2 separate regions of the Mus musculus genome follow, and region 2 is linked to region 1. Evidence: chromatin loops called from intact Hi-C (ENCODE). Cell type or tissue: left cerebral cortex. All regions are shown on one strand. Links, peaks and the distances in the headings refer to the core of each region. The heading gives the core; the rest is flanking DNA. Region 1 holds the start of Gm25134 (a small nuclear RNA gene). Region 2 holds the start of Gm26802 (a long non-coding RNA gene).

The links. A loop is a pair of places that touch in the nucleus more often than their neighbours do. Peaks named below come from ENCODE experiments on the same cell type or tissue, not always from the same donor. Only the 100,000 strongest peaks of a DNase experiment are listed, where the experiment ranks them.
Region 2: a loop joins it to region 1, with 5 times the contacts of the local background. A loop is called at or near these places in 27 of 42 quality-filtered maps.

What each region holds. Positions count from the first base shown.
Region 1 is chr7:19,236,346-19,244,610 of GRCm38, forward strand. All of the region lies in intron 1 of Opa3 (optic atrophy 3), which reads left to right. Gm25134 (a small nuclear RNA gene) reads left to right here and starts at 5,785; the gene lies at 5,785-5,944. In left cerebral cortex, for the core only: a CTCF peak has its summit at 3,284 (motif pointing right); DNase peaks (open chromatin) are centred at 3,290, 4,904 and 7,685; H3K27ac peaks cover 821 bases.
Region 2 is chr7:19,295,890-19,304,218 of GRCm38, forward strand. Rtn2 (reticulon 2 (Z-band associated protein)) reads left to right here. Exons shown (of 10, transcript NM_013648.6): 10 at 1-275. Fosb (FBJ osteosarcoma oncogene B) reads right to left here. Exons shown (of 4, transcript NM_008036.2): 4 at 6,807-8,329. It overlaps Gm26802 (a long non-coding RNA gene), which reads right to left and starts at 4,904. Exons shown (of 3, transcript XR_881870.1): 1 at 4,438-4,904; 2 at 3,166-3,268; 3 at 2,371-2,798. In left cerebral cortex, for the core only: CTCF peaks have their summits at 147, 3,546, 4,925, 8,080 (motif pointing left) and 1 weaker place; DNase peaks (open chromatin) are centred at 3,512, 5,030, 5,409, 5,897 and 2 more places; H3K4me3 peaks cover 1,712 bases; H3K27ac peaks cover 831 bases.

The DNA.
Region 1 (8,265 bases), core at 266-8,265:
AGAGGCACACAACAGGGGAAATATAAGCTCATATTGGGAAAATAGCTGTGAATAGAGACAAGTGAGAAAGTCAAACTCACAAGGTGGCTGTGAGGGGCGGGGCCACCTGTGAAAGCACCCAGTGCCCCAGTCTGCCTGCAAATGCTCCATGCTGAAGCACACCTTCTTATACACTGAGGGTTTGAGTTTCCAGAAAGAGAGGCTAGGTCTCCTGCAGCAAGGGAAGGGCTGGACCCAGGCCACCAGATTGTCTGGGACCTTTCCAGCTCCTAATGGCCTGGGGGATGGGAGTCATGCTGCAGGGAAGCTGGGCACTAGGCTGCCTGTCAAGACACCCTGGGAAGACCACAGCCTCGGCTCTCAGTGGAGTTGGCAGGCTCCTTGTTACTGTTGTCTTTAATATTGTTTTGTAGTGGACAAGGAACCTAAAACCCCATGTATACACCTGCTCCAGCACTGGCTGTCCCCTCAGCCTCTACATGGAGGTGTTGTCCCCTGAGCTTGTGGCCACTGGCTAGTCCTTCTGTGGGTTTACAGCCTAAGTTATATTTTGCTAAAAAGGAATGTATCTGTCGTGCCTCTTGGTATTTGGTTTAGAGAAGTTGAGTGATACTGCGGCATGCATGGGACCACAATAGAAAATGCATTCCCTTTAATCCCAGCACTTGGAAGGCAGAGGCTGGCAGATTTCTGAGTTCAAGGCCAGCCTGGTCTACAGAGTGAGTTCCAGGACAGCCAGGGCTACACAGAGAAGCCCTGTCTCGAAAAACCAAAAAAAAAAAAAAAAAAAGAAAATGTGTTCCCTATAGACAATGGGGGCACCACACTGAGTGGGAGCCTAAAGAGAGTCTAACAAGCAGAGACCTGTAAACACTGCAAGTCACAGTATTACCAGATGTGAACTTAAAATAGCCAGGGTTAAAGCTGAGCCTGGGGCTCAGTTGGTAGAGTGCTTGCCTCCATGCAGAAGCCCCGGGGTCCAGGCCCAGTGTGTATAAAGGGTGTGGCTACACACCACCTTACCCAGCACTCTGGAGGTGAGGCAGGAAGATTAGAAGCTCTTGGTCATCCTTGGCTATCGTTTGAAGTCAGCCTGAGCTACATGAGATTCTTCAAAAAAAACCAAAACAAACCAAACCAAAACAACAAAAAATAAAACAAAAAACAAAAATACCTAAGTGTATATGTTAAAAAGATAAAAAAGAATAATAAACACAAGTAAAACTCAGGATTGCCAAGAAACTGGAAAAATGGAACCATTAGAACATCTAGAAATGACAGCCCCAACCAGTCACCCCTCAGTTAGAGAACTAGGCTTAGCCAGACATGGTGGCACTTGCCTGTAATCCCAAAGCCTGGGGAGCCAGGCAGGAGATCTCAAGTTCCAGGCAAGCCTGGGCTCTACAGTGAGATCCTATCTCAAAAACCAAAGAAATAGCTGCTGCAGTGGCTCACACCTGTAGTCCCAGCACCTAGGAGGTGGAGGCAGGAGGCTTAGTTGGTTCAGGCCAACTGGACTCCTGAAAACCATCTCAACAAACAAATATGAAGGAAAAAAAGAGAAGAAAGACTAGTGCTGTTGTAGCCCAATAGTTGTGTGCTTACTTAGCATGCACAAGGCCCTGGATCCACCCCCAGCAACACATACTCGCAAATAGAAAGTACCATGGAGTGCAGTGTGCACATCTTTTTGTTTTTTGGGGTTTTGTTTTTGGTTTTGTTTTGTTTTTTTGAGCCAGGGTTTCTCTGTGTAGCCCTAGCTGTCCTGGAACTCACTCTGTAGACCAGGCTGGCCTTGAACTCAGAAATCTGCCTGCCTCTGCCTCCCAAGTGCTGGGATTAAAGGCATGCGGCACTACGCCTGGCAGTGTGCACATCTTTAATCTGAGCACATAGGCAGAGATAGGTGATCTCTGTCAACTGAAAGCCAGTCTGATTCAGGCTAGACAGAGCTCCATGGTGAGACCCTGTCTCCAGGAAGGAAGTTATGGAGGGAGGGACAGGCAAATACTGGATTAAGTACAGCTGCATAATGGTTGGCCAAGCAGCAGGTAGGTGACCTGTAGGCACAATGTGGCTTTGTGGGTACTTGCCTGAGATGCCCAGGGGTGCCACCTACATGGCCTGGCCCAGCTGACCTGGGGAAGCACTGGCATTTTTATTTTTAATGCTCTCCAGAGAAAGTCACTGCCCTGAGATCTATTTATAGTCTTGAGAGTGTCACATTAGCTCCTGTGTGTGGCAGCCAGGCTGTTGACCTCCAAAACTTAAGATGCTCTCCTGCTAAGCAAACACTTTCCTGTGTGTGTGTGTGTGCATGCGCGTGTGCGTGCCTGCGTGCCCTTCATTATTACCAGTTATGTATCTTGCTAACATGATATATTTAAGTATTTTAAAAAAAACAATTAGAAGGGGTGGCATTAATTATTTTTTATTCTTTCTTTCAGTCTTTCTCTCTTTCTTCTGTTGTTGTTTTTAGAGGCAAGGTTTCTCTGTGTAGCCCTGGCTGTCTGGAACTCTAGACCAGGCTGGCCTCGAACTCACAGAGAAACACCTGTCTCTGCCTTCTGAATGCTGAGATTGAAGGCGTGGGCCACTATGCTTGGTCTTCATTTTAGAATTTTTTTTATCCATGCTACCCACCCTCCCAGTGGTTTTGTGTACACAAAACAATGTCTTCCTTCAGTTGTGGTGTCTCACATCTATAATTCCAACCCTCAGAAGGCTAAGATAGGAGGATTGCTGATAATTCAAGGCCAACCTGGGCCAAAGAGTGAAATCCTGCCTCAAAAAACCATAGCGGTGCTCACTGTGACCCCCCCCCCCCCCCGCTGTAGGTCTGGGCTGACGTTTGGATGCTCCACCCCACTCTTGCTGCTTGACTGAGTGCTGTGCTCCTATACCCCAGCTCCTCAGAGGCTGGTGCTGGGCGCTTGTGAGTTTAGGGACAAGCTTGGCCACTGGGCCTGTCTGAAAAGAAACAGTTTTTAATCAACCGGGGCTAGGCTTGGTGGCACACACCTGGCATTTGAGAAGTGGAGGCAGGAGGATCAAGACTTCTAGGTTATCCTCAGCTACTTAACAAGTCTGAGGTCAGCCTGGGCTATGTGAGATTGTCTCAGAACAACAGAGGGGGCATATAGTTAAGTGCCTAGCCTGCTTCTGTCTCCATAGCTACAAAAACAATCAACCTCTTCAGGTCCTCCCACTGTGTTTGAAGGCTGGTTGATTTATAGTGCTGTATCACACTCTCCTTACTCAGGCTGCCTGCAGTACTCTGGATGGACAGGAGAGGGCGCCTGGGTCAGTTCTTCAGCTCTGTGCTGCATCTGGGCTTGCTCTAGCTGCATGGCAGGCACAGAAAGCTGACTGAATAGCTCCCTGACAGTGGGTGTTTCCAAAAGTCTTTGTACTCTTCTCAAGTTTATTGAAAACCAGCCAGTAAATCTTAACCAAACCTGCAGACAGACCTCCTGCCAGCTAGACAGTAAAGCACCTCTCAGTGGTTTGGTGACTCTATCTTCCTCTTGCTGACTTTTTCTTTTTTTAATTCAGCCAGTTCTCGTGACCTCAATAAGGCGGCTAGAGCTGTGAGCACCAAGCTTCTTATTTCTTTTCTTTAACTGAACACATGCCAAGTGCCTGAGGAGTGGAGAAGATAGCGTTGGAGCTCCTGGAACTGCAGTTGTAGACATCTATCAGCTGCTATGTGATTGCTGGGAACTGAACTCAGGTCTTTGAGAAGAGTGGTCAGTGCTCTTAACCACTAACCATCTCTAAAGCCTCACACCATGCATTTGATCCTTCAGGAGGCACCTGTGGGTGCAGCTTAGTGATAAAGTGTGCACTGAGGCCCTAGGGCTTAGTGATAAAGTGTGCACTGAGGCCCTAGGTTCTATGCTGGGGAGTGGGGGTGAGAGCAGCTGGCCAGGCGTGGAGAAGCAAGCCTGTAAATGCAGCCCTTGAACTGCGCGGGGTGGGGGGGGTGGGGGGGGTGGGGGGGCTTTGTTGGCCCAGGGAGTGGCACTATTTGGAGGTGTGGCCTTGTTGGAGTGGGTGTGTCACTGTGGGTGTGGGCTTTTAGACCCTTGTCCTAGCTTCCTGGAAGTCAGTATTCTCCTAGCAGCCTTCAGATGAAGATGTAGAACACTCAGCTCCTCCTGCACCATGTCTGCCTGGATGTTGCAGTGCTCCCACCTTGATGACAATGGACTGAACCTCTGAACCTATAATTCAGCCCCAATTAAATGTTGTCGTTATAAGAGTTGCCTTGGTCATGGTGTCTGCTGACAACAGTAAAACCCTAAGAGAGTCTTAATGTGTAGCTCAGGCTAGTCTGAAACAGTCTTAATTCTCAGCCTCAATTCCAGGCACTTCAGTGAACCTCTACTGTGGCCATTATAAGTCCCACAGATGAAGAAACTGAGGCCTTAGGGCAGGAGGTGGTAAATGGCTTCAAGCCAGACAGCCTGACTCCTTGGTGGCCTTAACCACAGTGCCCTAGGGCTCAACTCCAGCTCCATTCCTCAGGCAGCCCTGCTATCTCCCATCAGATTGCTACAGTCCTTGCTCACTCCTGGGATGATGAGCAGGCAAGCCTTTGAGCCATGCCTGGAGCACCCCACACTTGCACCCCTTCCCCTACCTGCTGCTCTCCACATTTGCAAAATGGGAAGCAGATGCACTATGCCAGTCACACGGCAACTAAGCAGCAGGTGCAGGACTGGAACCCAGGACCACCCAGCCCTCAGCCTCCAGAGCTCACAGGTGTCCCTCTCCTGAGCCCAGCTGGTCTGTCCAGATCTGGGTGGGGAGCCTAGGCAGAGGTCGTTCTCTGGCGGAGTCGTTAGGAGCCTGCTTTAGTCACCACTCCTTGTATTTAGTGTCTGCGGGTGCCAGGAGCTGCTGTAGAAGGAAGGACTGTGAGTCAGCGGGACAGATGGTGTGCATGTGTGCGTGTGTGCACACCTGTGATCCCAGCCTTCGGAGTCAGAAGCAGGAGGAGTTCATGGGCAGCCTTGGCTATACAGGGTGTCTGTCTATATGTCTGTCTGTCTGTGTGCTTGTGTGCCTGGTGTCTGTAGAGGCAAGAAGACTTGGGGTCTCCTGGAACTGGACTTACAAACTGTGGGAGCCACCCTGTGGGTATTGGGAATAAAACCCGGCTCGCCTGGAAAAGCAGCCAGTGTTCTTAACTGCTAGGCCATCTCTCCGTCTCCCTAAATTTTGAATTTTATTTTTATTTTATGTGTGTATGTGTGTACCTGCACACATATATATGCACCATGAAGGCCAGAATCAGCTGGATCTACCTGTTGTGGGTCCTCTACAAGAAGAGTTGAACTGTCTCTCCAGGCTGTTCTTTTATTTTCTTGAGGCAAGCTCTCATTACATACTAGCCTCATATTTGTTATCCCCCTGCCTCAGCCTCCTAAGTGTTAGTAGGAAAGGTCTGTGGCACTGTGGTTAGGCCGCCTCAGAGTGAGTGTTGAGCTCACTGGGAGACAACCAGAGACAAAGCAGAGACTGCTCGGAGCCATGTGATAATTTACTGACCAGTAGCAACAGCGGTAATTTAATTATGCTATTTCTTGACAAATGATGCTAGATATCTTATTAGGAGTTTATGGTGAGCCTGGCTTTGTGAATGGGGAGTGTTCCATAGAGAATCAAGTCTCTGAAGCAGCACAGGCTGAGAAATAAGTCCTTCTTGTACCCAAACCACTTCACTGGGGTTTCATTAATACTATTCATTCTTTTGTATTTTTTTAAATTTGTTTTTGTACACTTACCTGGCAGGGGAGATACCATGATCATGAAGGTGGTTTTCCCAGAACGAGACTCATCCATTGCACTCCAAATGTGCTGACCCTGCAGTTTCTCCAAATGCAGGAAATTCAGAGTAATTTGTGGTGGTGGGGGATTGTGTTTGAGCTCTCCTGTGGAGGGTAGGGGAGAAAAGAAAAGATGTATTTTTATTACTTTATGTGTGTTATGTTTGGCCTGAGTGGATGTCTGTGCACATGCTTGCAATGGATCCTATGAGACTAGAGTTACAGAAGGTTGTGAGCTGTCGTGTGGGTGCTGGGAATCAAAGCTGGGTCTTCTGAAAGAGCAGCAAGTGCTCTTAGCCTCTGAGCCATCCCTCCAGCTCTTGTATGTAAATTCTGTAAAGTTTTTTGTTTGTTTGCTTGCTTGCTTGTTTTGTTTTTGTTTGTTTGTATTTCAAGACATAGTTTCTCTATGTAATAGCCCTGGCTATTCTGGAACTTTCTCTGTAGACCAGGCTGGCCTTGAACTCACAGAGATCCACCTGCTTCTGCCTCCTTAATGCTGGCATTAAAAGCCTATACCACCACGTCTGGATGAAATTATATTCTATGTTTTGTTTGTGTATGTGTGTGTGCCCACATGCCACTACTGAGCATATGGAAGTCAGAGGACAACTTAGAGGAATTGAGTTGAGGTGTCAGTCACTTTTAGTGACTTTTACTGTATCATCTTGCCCTTGCTAATTCTGGATGTGTATTCTTATTGAGATACAACATGCATGTAATACTAATGGCAGGCCTAAAGTGTACAGGAAACTGGTCATAAAGGCACAGTCCTGCAGTAGAAGCTCTTAGGAGGCTTTCTGCCCTAGGTTCAGTCCCAGCCTGGATTACACAGTGAGACCTTGTCTCAAAAACACAGTAAATAAGTCAAGGAAGGTGGCACGTGCCTGTGGTCTCAGGCAGAAGCAGGAAGGCGCTCAGCCTTAGCTGTGTAGCATATTTGAGGCCAGTGCATGCTACATGAGACCCTGTAACAAAACAAGGAAGCAAGAAAGCAAAGCGCATGATGGTCTACATAGTGAGTTCCAGATCAGCCAAGGCTAGTCAGTGAGACCATGTCTTAAAACAAAATAAAACAAAACAAAACCAGTTTAATAAACAATAAAAACTAAAATGAAGGCCGGGCGGTGGTGGCGCACGCCTCTAATCCCAGCACTTGGGAGGCAGAGGCAGGTGGATTTCTGAGTTCGAGGCCAGCCTGGTCTACACAGTGAGTTCCAGGACAGCCAGGGCTACACAGAGAAACCCTGTCTCGAAAACAAAAAAAAAACAAAAAAAACTAAAATGAAGACAGGAATGGTGGTGCATGCCTGTGATGCTCACAGCTTGAGAGGCTGAGACAAGACTATTCCTACAAACTCAAGGCTAGCCTGGCTCTACATGGTGGATTCCCAGGTCAGCCAGGCATAGTGAGACCATCTCAAAGACTCAGCTGGGCAATGATGGCACATACCTTTAATCCCAGCACTTGGGAGGCAGAGGCAGGCCAGCCTGATCTACAGAGTGAGTTCCAGGACAGCCAGGGCTACACAGAGAAACACCGTCTTTAAAAAGGAAAAAAAGAAAAAGAAAAGACTGTTGAAAGTACTTTCGTGCGCCCCCTCCATCTTCTCCCACTTAATGGTCTCCCACGATGCTAAGCTGGTGAAGTCGGGCACCTGCCCTCCCCTGCTCCTGAGGCTCTCAAGTGCTGAGGAGAAGCAGGGCCAGGCAGGGAGACCTCTGCTCTCCACTGGGCTTCATCAGTTTGCACTGAGAACCTAGGATCGGAGCCTCCCGGCTCACAAAAGCTGCAACCCTCCCTCTGCATTCTGGGAAGGAAAAGAAAGGGAGTTGGTCTCTTGCCAGAGAAGTGGGCGACTGCCGTGGAGAAAGACAGCTGGCCACTCTGTGTGGTGACCTACAGAGTGCCAGTGTGGCTGCTGGGCCTTTATAGCTTGTGTGCTCTTAACAGTCGGGGAGCAGGTGCTTGTGACCTGTTAGGGGCATGGCCTCCCATCTGAGGACCTCTGCTCTTGTCAGGTTTCTGCTCATTGCTGCTCTCTGGAATTTTCTTGTGCTTTGATGGATGTCTCTGGAGCTAGGCCTGATCCTTATGGTGCAGAACTACCCCAGCTACTCAGGAGGCAGAGGCAGGAGGATCATGAGTTCAAGGTCAGCCTGTGCTACATCTGGAAAAAAGTAAAAAGCAATAGGACGTAATGTTTGTCATCCCAGCACATGAGGAAGTAGAAAAACAGTCCGAGGCTGAAGGTCATCCTTGTCCACGTAGGGAGCTGAAGGCCAGTGTGAGCTCCATCCATCCATCCATGTATCTAAAACAAAAGATGGGCTATAGCTTAGTGGTAGCAGGTGTGTCCAGCATGCATGAAGCCCTGGGTGCTGACCTTATTACTGAGGGAACAAAGCCCCCAGGTCACCCTGGGAGGAG
Region 2 (8,329 bases), core at 115-8,114, 59 kb after region 1:
GCCATTTCCCAGTGGGAAGTGCCTGAGCGACCCGGACTACATTTCCTAAGAGGCTCTGCTCTAAGAGTCCAGGAAAAGGCCGCGGAGCCTGCTGGGACTTGTAGTTGAATAGTCAGGACGCTGCCCTGCACTTCCGTGACCCACCGCTGGAGGCGCCGTGAGGGGTTGGTGCCTCTGAAGCCACCAACCCCTATGCTGGGGCTTTGCATGGGGCCCAGGCGAGCCTTGAGCTTGGATTTACACTGTAATAAAGAGTCCTGTGGAAAATTCACTGCATTCTGTGTTTTAAAGTCCCTCCACGTACATCTTCCTACACGGAAAAGAATTAAAACAAACAAACAAAAACATTAAACAAAACAAAAAGAACCTCTAGCGATAATGTTATCCTTAAATCCCAGCATTCAAGAGTCAGAGGCAGGTGAATCTGCACAGTGAGTTTCAGGACAGCCAGGGCTATGTAGAAAGCCCCTGTCTCAAAACAACCATCAAGCCGGTGGCGCACGCCTTTAATCCCAGCACTCCGGAGGCAGAGGCAGGTGGATTTCTGTGTTCGAGGCCAGCCTGGTCTACAAAGTGAGTTCCAGGACAGCCTGGGCTATACAGAGAAACCCTGTCTCGAAAAAAACTTTAAAAACCCCCCAAAACTAAAACAAACAAACAAAACCATCAACAAAAAGAAATGATTGGGGGATGCAAGAATGATGATCTGGTAAAGGAAGCAGTGGTCTGAGTTGAATCCCCATGGTAGAGAGACCGCCTGCAGTAATGTCACCTCTACATGTGCTCCATCGCATACCTGCACTACCCACAATGAACATGTGTCATTTAATCATTTAATTAAAAAAATAAAGTTAAAAAATAAATTCTTGGGGCTGGTGAAAGCACCTACCTTCAAGCTGGTCACCCGCGGTCCATCCCTGGAACCACGTTGTGAGCAATCAGAAACGACTCCTTCAGGCTGTGTTTGCACAGCCCTATATATGCATTCAAAAATAAATGTTGTTTTTTAAAAGCCTGGCATAACAGAGGGAGGTGGATCTCTGTGAGTTCGAGGCCATCTAAATAATCATACCTGACTCAAAAAAAAAAAGAAAAAAAGAAAGAAAAAGAAAGGAAAAAAAAATAAGATCAGTGAGTCTCCCAGATAAAGGCACTTGCTACTCAGACTTGGCGGTATGAGTTGGATTGGGGGAATCGACCAAAAGATTAAAGCAATGCAGGGCTGGAGAAGTTGATTCGGTGGTTAAGAGCACCAGTTGCTCTGCCAGAGAACCGGGGTTTGATTCCCAGCACCCACAGAGTGAGTGGTTCACAGCCACTTCTAACTCCAGTCTCAGGGATGCCCCCTTTTGGTCTCTACAGGCACTGCATGCACTTTGGTATACAAACATACACGCAGACAAAACATAAAATAATATTGGCAATAAAGAATGGGAGACAGAGCTGTCTCTATGACGTCATCCTCTCACCTCCACATGTATGCACACATACTCATGATAACAATAAGAAGGTTTTCCAAGTGTGACCCAGCAGAAATGCTCAATCTGAAAAGCATCTACGGTTTTATTATTATACTCTGTGATAGTGTTTCCCAGATGTCAGCCATTCCCTGTGAGGTCCATGCTAGGGCTGTAGTTCAGTGGATGGGTACTTGCCTAGTATATACAAGGCTTGGGTTTAATAGCCATCAACGCCTGCCACAGAAATGCCTAATGGGCAGCCAGACTTGGTGGCACATGTCTGTAATCCAAGCACTGAGCTCCAGGCCTGAGTTCCAGGCCAGCTACATAGTTCAAAGTCAAACTGAGCTCTAGTAAGACCGTCTTAAAAGATCAAAGGCTAGGTATGGAACTGCCTAGAATCTTCCAGAGAAGGATGGAGGTGGGGAGTGTGGCTCAGTGGTAGAACCCTTGCCTAGAATCCCCCAGTGCAAGGCTGGAGTATGGCTCAGTGGTAAACAGCTAGCCTAGCTTGCCAAGGGCCCTGGGTTCCATCCTCAGCACCATAAATAAAACAGAGAAAAATAAAACAGAGCAAATACCTTCTATAAAGAAATGTTACTTCCTACCTTGGAAGCAAGCCAGCATTGTTTATCAGAATAGACTACAGCAAAGACAACCACAGAAATGTTAAGATTATTGCGCCCTCACTTCCCCCTCTCTCTTTTTGTATTTTGATTTTTTGTTTTGTTTTGTTTTTAGAGACAGGGTTTCTCTGTGTAGCTCTGGCTGTCGTGGAACTCACTTTGTAGACCAGGCTGGTGTCGAACTCAGAAATCCGCCTGCCTCTGCCGCCCAAGTGCTGGGATTAAAGGTGTGCGCCACCATGCCCGACTGGGGCTTTTTTTTTTTTAAGATTTATTTATTTATTATATGTAAGTACACTGTAGCAGTCTTCAGACAATCCATAAAAGGGAATGGAAGCCACTATGTGATTGCTGGGATTTGAACTCAGGACCAGTCTGTGCTCTTACCCACTGAGCCATCTCACCAGCCGATCACTTGGTTCTTGATATATATATCATTGTAGGAGATGTTATAGACATTGCTCTATCTACATAGTGTGAAAGTCAGGCATGAAGTGCAGCATCTAACTAATCAAACCGAGAGGGTCTGGGAGACACCTAAGTAAGTCACTTGCAGCCAAGCCTGATGACCCGAGTTCAATCCCTGGAATACACAAGATGGAAGAAGAGAACTAACTTCCAAAAATTGTCCTCTGCACCCAGGAGGCAGAAGTAGGCAGATCTCAGCAGAGTCACATGCCAGTCTGGTTGAGGTAGTGAGATCCAGGCCAACCTGGGTAACATTTTTTTTTCAAATTTTTATTAGATATTTTCTTCATTTACATTTCAAATGCTATCCCGAAAGTCCCCTATACCCTCCCCCCCCTGCTCCCCTACCAACCCACTCCCACTTCTTGGCTCTGGCGTTCCCCTGTACTGAGGCATATAAAGTTTGCAAGACCAAGGGGCCTCTCTTCTGGGTTATGTTATTAAGTTATTAGACAACCCATCCCAACTTCAAAACTGCAATATTTGTATCTCCAGCCGAGTTCTACTTTTAAAATTTAGTTCACTGTTGCTGCTATTGCCACTGCCCCCTCCATGAGGCACTTGCTTAGCAAGGGAAAGGTCATAGGTCACAATCACAGTATGTCACATACCTGCACGGAGAATGGCAAGGTGGCCTAGAGGGTAAAGGTGATTCCTCCAATGGACATGGTAGAAGGACGGAGCCAACTCTGCAAGTTGTCCTTGCACACGCACCTACATGAAAAAATGTTGTTGTTTTTTAAAAAATAACGTTTTCTAAAGATGCTTTCTAAGACATCTTTCCCAAGACATTGTGTTCACATCAAAGAATCAGGTGAGGGGAGAATTCTGGTGAGTAATGGGTCCAGGAACACTAAAGCCACTGGCCTATCTCAGCACCCTGACTCAGGACACACACACACACACACACACACACACACACACAAAGTTTCAGAATTGATGTAGCTCTAGCGCCTCCCAGAGGCCAGCCCAAAAGTCGACCCAAAGTGTAATTCATTGGTTCCTTGTGATTCCTCTATGGCAGGAATTCTTAACTTGTGGTGGGGACCCCTTTGGGGGTGGAATGACTCTTCCACAGGGTCATCTAAGATCACTGGGAAACACAAATGCTTACACTACTATTCATAACAATAGAAAAAATTACAGTTATGAAGTATCAATGAAAATAATTTTATGGTGGTGGTGGAGTCACCACAACATGAGGAAATGTATTAAAGGGTCCCAGCACTAGGAATGAGGAGAACCACAGCTCTAGGGAATTCTGTGTCTCAGATGCATTATGCAGGTGGGGAAACTGAGGCTCAGAGAAAGGTTGTGAAGACATCTATTCACCTTCATAGTCAGGTAGTAAGTGACAAGCATATGGTGGTTTGGTTGTCTGTGGCAGGGGAGAAAGTGACCCTTTTCTAATATTTAAACCGGGGTCAGGTCGGGGAGGCCTTACTAGCTAGTGGTATTTGAGAACAGGATGAGAGGCTTTGGGCCACATGGACATGGGGAGGGAAGGCAACCAGGCTGAAGAGATTAACCAAGGAGGAGTGTGCCTGTGAGAGCCTGCAGCATTCCTCAAAGCAGTTCCAGGAGGGTGGGGTAGGGCTGTTTATGGAGCGAACGAGGTTAGATTGTAGGGATCTGTGAACTAGGTAAAGGAACTCTGATTTTCTGTCTTCTTATAAGTCATCATAAGATTTAAATGGCTTGTTGTGACTCATGCCTGTAATACCATTGGGAGGCTGAGGCAGGAAGATTGCTTCAAAGTTCAGGCAATCCTGGGCTACATAGTGAATTTCAGGCCAGCCAGAGCTAAAGAGTGTGACATATATATATATATATGCAACTCTTATAAAAGAAAACATGTAATTGTGTAATTGGGGTTGACTTACAGTTTCAGAGGCACAGTTCATTATCGTCATGGAAAGAAGCAAAGCATTAAGCAGGCAGACATGGTGCTGGAGAAGGAGCTGAGAGTTCTACACCTTGATCCGAAGGCAGCCAGGAGACCGCGTTCTGCAGACAGCCAGGATCACACTGGCCAGACTTGAGCATACGTACCTCAAAACCTCGCCTCCAAGTGACACACTTCCTCTAACAAGGTACACCTCCTCTAATAAGGCCACTCCTGCCAATAGGGCCACTGCCCCTGGGCCAAGCATATTAAAACCACAACTGTAGGTTTCATTTCCCCTAGGGAGTTGGGCTACAGGAACTCGGCTGTGGTATTATCCATGTCTGAGCCTTAGTTTCCCTGGGCTAATCACATAGATATAAAAAGGGATGGTTTTTAGCGTCTAAACGCAAGGGGAGTTGGTTGTCAACTCCATCACCTTAGGGACTCAGTAGATTCCCTACATACTTGCAGTTCTATAAAGCAACGGCAGGTGTCGCTCTGCGGCCGCGTGCCGTCAGACCCTACGGTCTCGCTTGCAGAAAATCTCGAATTCTGCTACGAATGGGCCGCGTGAGAAGTTTTTCCATTAAAAACAAACAAACAAACAAACAAACAAAAATAAAACTGACTTTTCACTTTGCAAAAAATTCTGCTTTTAGTTAGGGAGACAGGCACTTTAGGCGCTGCTTCCCAGAATGCAAGGCGCTATGCAAATGAAGCTACTTACTTTTTAGTTAGTAGAGTCATTCACGGAACACTTTACTGAGGAAACACATGTTCACAAGAAAAAGTGAAAAAAAATGTTCGAAACCATTGAAATTAATTATCTACTGTATACCACAAATAATGACCATAAGTGAAAAAAGTAGTAGTATCTGGCCTTTATATAACTAACCGAAAATAGCTCCTTTCGCCCGGATGATCCTCAGTGGTCTGGGGTGCAGGCTTCAAACCTGTAGCTGTTTAGCGACAGAGTGGTTCAATTCCACCTTTCGGGCGGGAGTATCTATCCCATTTTGCTCCCTGCAATTCACATTCTTGTACAAAAGCGACCAGCGCGCAGTTAACCTCTCTGAAGCCACCCCTATTCTCATTTATTCTCTCTTCATACTTACACTTTTTTTCCTCCCAGGAATTTCCGACCAAATACATCTCAAAGATGGATTTAAATTAGTCTCCAAAATTCTAGGATCTTGCTGTCTCTCCTTAAACGATTTGCTCATCCAGTCATCTGCTCTTTTATGTATTTAATCACGCATGCATTATTAGTCATTTTTGTTCATTTGTTCACTCCGGCTCAGTCCTGTCTCTGCGTTGGAGCAGTAATGGGGATAGAGTTGTGATCACACCTTTAGCCCTGGTCTTTTGAGGTAACTGAGCCAGTGGAGAGAGCAGGGCACCAGGCAATTGTGTTTTTAATGAACTCGAGCATAGAAGGTCGTCTCACAAGGAGTCCTGAGCAGGGTGGCCTTGAGACACACACTTAATGGAAGACAAGCTGACAGAAGAGCGAGAATGGGGGAACCGAGGCTTGAGCAAATGCCTTCTCTTTTCCAAGAACCCCCTAGACCACCCGACTGGTGAGCATCTCCTCCTGCAGCAAGTTATCCTTTCCAGGCTTGCTATTAAAGAAGAGAAATGTGTTCTGCCTCCTCCATGCCTCTTGGATCCTTTTTCTCCTCTGCTTTCCATTCTCGATCCTTCTTGAAACCCTCAGCGTCCTCCTCAGCCTGGGATGGGCTAGAAGAGACCACCTAACGCTAACCTTCTCTGCTCAAAACCTGCTGCGGCTCTCTAGTGCTTTCAAAGGAGCGTCTGAACTCTGCATCATTGCCTGTAGAATCTCCCTGAGGCTAACTCTCACTCTCCACCTGCCCTCCACTACCCTCACCACGAACTTCTGGCTCCCCTGGTGTACCAAGCCCTCTCCCCATAGCAGATCTTTGCGCTTGGTATCTACGATCCACATGACACTGAACTCCACCAGTGATCCCCTTGCCTCCACCTCTCAAATGCTAGGATTTACAAGTGTGCCCAGCTTTTACACCTTGCCCTTAGCTGTTGCTGAAGTCATTGCACACCCAAGGTGAATAAATTCTTTTCCGATCATGAAGTCTTCCAGACCCTTCACCAAATTTGTACCTTACACTTTTCCGCCCCTTATTTTTTCAAGTAGGTGGCCCAGCCTGGGAACATGGGAAAACCTAGCAAGTCTCCACTTCCTTTTAGTCCCGTTGTAGGTTCTGATTCATTAGGCGTCCCACTAAGTGCCAGCAAGACCTCCCTAGCAATCCAAACTCCGTTTTTCTGAAAGGAAGCCATGTAGTAGATGTCCAGGGAAAACAGACACTTTGACCTGAAGAATACAGTTTTTTAAAAGCTTTTTATTGGCGACAGTGCAGAACCAAGGGGGGGAGGGGAGCTGCCCAGTGCTAGACTGCCCCAGCACCCCCGGGGTCAGGTGCAAAATACAAAAAAACAAAATGAAAAAAATCACAAATACAGCCTGGGTGAGGGCTATGGAGTCAATGAATTGTGGTCGGCAGTGGCAGGCCCTTCTCCTGATCAGACATTTCCACCCAGAATTCTCAACGATATAGATTGTAAAAAATCTACCACCCAGTCACACTTACTTACAGAAGTAAAATTGCATGTCCCCGACAAATCCAGAATTAACAGACAGACCGGAGATCAGAGTCATTGAGAGTGGAGACATGTTGGAAGTGGTCTGAGCGAGACAGACTTGAGAAAGGATAAAGGGAGAGGCCGGGACTGTCTCCAACAGCCAGAGGAGCCGAGACAACAACAAAAAAGTGACAAAAAGGGACAGCCAGAAAGTCTGACTCAAATCCCCAGAAGCGATTTTGAACTCCACAGCACACTTGAAAACAAGGAAGCTCGCACGCACGCACGCACGCACGCACACGCACACACACGCACACTCATATATAATATATTTATTTATACATAATAGATATAAGTGCTTTTTGGGAACCAGGAAAGGGATAAATAGCTGGGGGTGGGGTTTGGGATTAGGTTTGGAACCTAGGGCCCAGGACAGGGTATGGAATGTTCCATGCAGCACGGGGGACGGGCGGTAGGGCCCATCTCCCCAATATTAAAAAATAGAAATCTGACTCGTGGGATTCTCACGAGGTGAAAGCTGGAGGGAAGGGACAGAACTCGTCTTTGGGACTGAAGGAATTGGATGGAGTGGGATAGTGGGAACTCAGCCCCCTCTTAAGTATGCTAGTCCAAAAATATTTGGGGATTCAAATATCGAGGATAGGGGAGCCAAAGCCTCAGCCCTGAAAACTTCTCTGAAAATTGCCTCGACCTCTGTGAGAGGATGCGGGGCTCCCAGGGTGGGGAGAAGTTGGCGTCCTAGGCTGGGGAAGGCGAAGGACTTAAAGAGAAAAAGTCTGGGGCCTGAGCAAGAAGGCCACCGGGATGCGTCGTGGTCATCCTTTCGAGTCTAACTCCCTGTCAAGGGGAGGGAGGAAGCAAGTGGAAGAAGGGGAGGCCCAGGGAAAGTTTTGGAGGGCTGGGGGTCAATCCCATCCGGCGCACCCAGCAATCCGACCACTCATTCACAGTATAAAGCGCTCCAGCAAGATGGGCGTCGCAGCGCCCCCTGCTGCCCAAAACCAGTAAGGCCCAACGAGGACGGCCAAGGGCGCCTGGGGTGGGGGTGAGGGTGAGAGGGACATAGCATAATACTGCACAGGGGTGGGAGCGGGCCTGAGTTGGGAGGGGGCTCTGTAGCAGACGAGGAAAAAAATCCAACCTGAGCCAGTTTTCCCAGGAGGGAAAGACTGAGCAGTCAGATAGGGGTTCACATTTTGGAATCAGCGGGAAGTGGGGTTAGCAGACTCCCAAAGGGGGCA